Linked DNA regions of Homo sapiens: region 2 is linked to region 1. A link is a loop called in an ENCODE intact Hi-C map of the cell type or tissue named here. Cell type or tissue: endothelial cell of umbilical vein. All regions are shown on one strand.

What was found. Peaks named below come from ENCODE experiments on the same cell type or tissue, not always from the same donor. Only the 100,000 strongest peaks of a DNase experiment are listed, where the experiment ranks them.
Region 2: a loop joins it to region 1, with 4 times the contacts of the local background. A loop is called at or near these places in 6 of 110 quality-filtered maps.

Annotation. Positions count from the first base shown.
Region 1 is chr4:125,420,458-125,422,957 of GRCh38, forward strand. All of the region lies in intron 7 of FAT4 (FAT atypical cadherin 4), which reads left to right. Among named protein-coding and RNA genes, the nearest start is that of MIR2054, 86 kb to the right of the region's middle. In endothelial cell of umbilical vein, no CTCF peak of the experiment used is centred here; a DNase peak (open chromatin) is centred at 1,274.
Region 2 is chr4:125,741,041-125,743,540 of GRCh38, forward strand. No RefSeq gene overlaps it. Among named protein-coding and RNA genes, the nearest start is that of MIR2054, 240 kb to the left of the region's middle. In endothelial cell of umbilical vein, a CTCF peak has its summit at 993 (motif pointing left); a DNase peak (open chromatin) is centred at 921; H3K27ac peaks cover 880 bases.

The DNA.
Region 1 (2,500 bases):
TTAACATACTTATATTTAGTTTATTGTTATATATTCATTGTTTGCAGATTTTTTTAAAGAAACTTCCAAAAGAAAAAAGTGCAAATCATTTTTAATTCATGGCTGAAATTCCAGAAGTTTTTGCTACATTGGCTGTGGTCATTCAAAGTGACCTCTCTTTTGAAAAGCAGCACAAGTGTTTAAAGCTTTGTGGTGTTTAGTGTGATGTGACAAATTGCAGTCACATGTAAGGACCCAGTGAAGCATTTTATGGCTTTAATTCAGTTTCAAGTGCTTAAAATACTGCTTGAGCTATATTCTCATGACTTTCCCCTGAACCTTCTGGCTCTGATTCAATTCTGTTATCTATTAGACGTTTCTAGACAGGTCGTATTGCTACTCTGTGCTTTACTATCCACCTTTTCTTACTCTGGTTCATAAGATTTAATTCAAAACCTGCATGAGCAGAAACTACATGCTTCTGAATAGTTTTTGTTTGTTTGTTTGTTTTGGAGAGGGAGTCTCACTCTGTTGTGCAGGCTGGTGTGTAGTGGCATGATCTTGGCTCACTGCAACCTTCGCCTCCCGGGTTCAAACAATTCTCCTGCCTCAGCCTCCCAAGTAACTGGGACTACAGGCACATGCCTGGCTAATTTTTTTTTATTTTAGTAGAGACAGGGTTTCACCATGTTGCCAGGCTGGTCTCGAACCCCTGAGCACAGACAATCCATCTGCCTTGGCCTCCCAAAGTGCTAGGCGTGAGCCACTGCGCCTGGCCTGAATAGTTTCACCATTCGACAATTCTTTTATACCTGGTTTTCCCAAAGCAAACAATTGTGAATCTTCCATATCTCCCACATATCTAAGCACTTTCTAAGCACACGTGGCAATTGGTTTCACATAGCTTAAATATAAGGGCCCATCATTTCACACCAACTTAATATGAAAAATTTGCTTGTTTTAAATTTTATTATGGAAATTTTGGTGTTCACATAAATTATTCCAACAGATATATACTTACGCAAGTAATTTGTCCAGACCTTTTAGAATTTTTTTAACTCAAGATGAGATTATACCCTCAAAAATAAATTTAAATGCTGTGAGGCATTAATATCTGCCACTACTCTTTCAGGGAACTGAATTAATGTGCGAGAAAGCAGTAAAACAAACTGGTATGACACTTTGGGGATGCTACAGTTATACTCAGAGGAGTTTTTAAAGAAAGCTACATATGAAAAAATTCTAAGTTAGAGAAATCTGACATTAAGTGATGGTTTTTTTTTGGCCAGGAGGTTTCTTGGAGATGAGCCAGTCCACTTCCTTTATTTTCCAGATAAGAAAATTGAAGGCTGGGATAGATAAGCAGTGTGCTAGAACTTGCAGACCCAGGTAGTAGCAAAGTCAGGTATAATATTTAGAATTTCTGCCTTTCAACTAAATTCTTGCTCATCCATATCATATTTATTAAATTTTTTTAAGGAAATCAGGATATTCCTTAAAATATATTGCTGACTCTCTCCATGAAATAAATTTATAAATATGCAATTTAAAAAATATTTTCTTTTTTACTTTATTCATTTCACTTTAATAAATGAAACATTCAACTGCTATTTTTCTTTCCCCAAATAAATAAATGTTTGAAAACATTTTTAAATGAAGCCAAATTAAGTGGAATCAGTAATTTCAATATTGGTATTTTGAAAATAAGCTTAAATTTAGACATTGTTTAAATTTAATTGTTAAATAAAGAAGATATAAAGAATTTGTTAGGCTTTATGCCTAGAAGATGATAATATTGGTAATTATCACTGCCAATTATCATTTTGCATTAATTAAAATCAAACTATGGTGCTAATTTAATGCACTTTATAAATAAGTTCTGATTACAGTTAGTGATATGGTTTGCCTGTGTGTCCACCAAATCGCATCTTGAATTGTGGTTCCCATAATCCCCATGTGTCATGGGAGGGACCTGGTGGAAAGTTATTGAATCATGGGGGCAGTTACCTCCATGCTGTTCTCCTGATAGTGAGTGAGTTCTTATGAGATCTAATGGTTTTATAAGGGGATTTTCCCCCTTTGCTCAGCACTTCTCTCTCCTGCCACCATGTGAAGAAAGACGTGATTGCTTCCCCCTCCGCTGTGATTGTAAGTTTCTTGAGGCCTTCCCAGCCATGCCAAACTGTGGGTCAATTAAACCTCTTTCCTTTATAAATTACCCAGTCTTGGGTATGTCTTTATTAGCTGCATGACAGCAGACTAATACAGGTTACTGATATCAGAGAGAGTAGGGCACTGCTGTAAAAATACCAAAGTGACTTTGGAACTGGGTAACTGGCAGAGACTGGAACAGTTTGGAGGGTTCAGAATAAGAGAGAAAAATGTTGGAAAGTTTGGAACTTCCTACAGACTTTTTGAATGGCTTTGACCAAAATGCTGAGGTGTTATGGAAAATGAAGTCCAGGCTGAGGTGGTCACAGATGGAGATGAGGAACTTCTTGGAAACTGGAGCAAAGGTCAC
Region 2 (2,500 bases), 320 kb after region 1:
CTTCACATTTATAATATGCTTAAGTAAATGTATAGAAAATCATTCTATAGTCCTGCCATAATTCTTCTTTGATATATCCTGGAGCCCTTAGAGGTTAAACGTGGTAGGTAGAATCATGAGGGTAGTTTAAAGAACCTTATTTCCAGGGAGAAACATACTATCTGACATACAAAAGAAGAAAAAATATTTTATAATCAAGTCGAAGAAGTTAAAATTAAAAAGAGAATCAAGCAAAGTATTTAAAAAATTGACAATATTTATAAAATAGAATTAGATTCAGACTTAATATTTACTTTTATTTTAATACTGACTCCTGATGGAACTTAAAAACAGCTGGCTTTGTTGATCTAATGGTTCCATGTAAGGCTACATAGGCACAGTCAGAATCATTAAAGTTCCATTCTCATCAGATTTATGCTTGAGAAAACAGTATTCTCTTATAGTAATTTATTGTAGACACTTCTTTGTTTGGCTTAGATATATTACTAAAATGACAGAAAAGGATGAAATGAAATAGTACAGCAATTACACAGTTTAAAACTTTTCATTAATAGAGAAGGATTGAACTGCATCTTTCATTACCACCATCTGTGTTGTATATAGCATTTTAAGATTAATAACCAGGCGGGGTTTTGTTTGTTTCTTTGTTTATAGGGAATTCAGACCAAGATAGGTTTTCTCATTTCTGAAGAACATTGTTTAAAAAAGGACAATTATCTTTCTTGCACTGCAGGGACATTCTCAAGGCCTTCCCCAGACTATCCCTTCCCCAATAAACCTACACTGGTGCCTCAGCACTGACATATTTTTATTCAAAATAAAGAATACATTATCGTTTTACCTAACCTAGTAAAAGATCTTTTTTTCTTTAGTGATGGCCTGTTTTCATCTTCTCGAATGCCAACTACAACATTGGTTTAAATTTCAATACCTAAATAAGACTCAGGGTGGAGAAAAGATGTCATCTGTGGTTTCCCAGCAATAATTTAATATTCTAAATTGCATCTCCTCCTAGTGGTCTCATAGAGTAAATACAGTTTCCAGTGTGGGTGGATCACTTGATTCGATTCAATTCAATTCAATTCAATTCACTTTTGTTCAATTCAGTTTCACAAGTATTCATTGAATACTTTGGAACAGATGATCACTCTTTGAGATGCAGATTGAAAAGTACAAGGAACTCCTATCATTACCTCAAATAAATTAATATTATGAGCCAATGATTTTAATAACCAGTTGTGGCACTTTTATTTAGTTCTTTTGATCTTTTAAATTAAGTAGTAATACAGCAGTGGCTCACGCCTCTAATCTCACCACTCTGGGAGGCTGAGGTGGGCAGCTCGCTTGAGCTCATGAGTTCGAGACCAGAGTGGGCAACATGGCGAAACCCCATCTCTACTAGAAATACGACAATTCTCCGGGCATGGTGGCATGTGCCTGTAATCCCAGCTACTTGGGAGGCTGAGGTAGGAGGATGGCTTGAACCTAGAAGGCAGAGGTTGCAGTGAGCTGAGATCATGTTTCTGCATGCTGCACTCCTGCGTGGGCAGTAGAGCCAGACCTTGTCTCAAAAAAAAAAGTAATACAATTCTGCATTTCAATACTAATAGTTACAGAAACTCTCCTGTGCAAAGATGGCAATACTGCTGAAACTAAACCAATGTTTGGCAGATAGAATCACTGTGCTAAGGTATCAAAGTCTAAATTCAGAGTGTTTTGGGGGTGATTGAATGTAGTGAAAAGCATGGTGCAATGAAAGGCTTCTAGGAAGGCACAATGTTGGACCGGAAACACATTAGTTTTTTGACTGGGAGAGGGAATACTGCTTTCTAGTGCTGACTTTGCTACAATTGCGAGATCTCAGATAGTTACCCAAACACCTCAGTCAGTCTCCTCAATCAAAAAGTGACGGGAAAGACCAAGTTCTCCCTAGGGTTCCTTCTTGTACTGGATTTATACAATTCTGGTTTTTAAATTTCTACAGGATAATACCCAACTTGTTGTCAAACAGTGACGGGCTTCAAATTGTCTTTTGATTGCTATATGATTTAATAGGACTAGAATCCCATTCCTTAGTGATTTTTCCATTATAGAAATCTCTTTCAGTTTTTAGTATGATTTTTCAAATGCAAAGTAAAATAATGTACAATACAGATTAATAGTGATATATGAAATAAATGTATAGTAGATAAAAACCAGCATATCTGCTTACCTCTCAATTATTAATTTAAACAGCAATAATTACTTAAAATAGTCACTAATAAATTAATATAAGCACTTAAATGGTACTTTGTTAAATTATTAGCAAATGCAAATTTATGTAACTCTCTAAACAACTTGTCCGAGTTAAGTATTATTTTTTATTTCTCTTTTATAAAAACAGAAAATGAAGTAACTTTCTCAAGGTCTGAAAGTGAATAAATAAACAAAGCTAGAATTTGAAGTAAAGAAGTGTCACTACAGAGTTCATGTTCTTAATACCTACAACTTACTGCCTGGA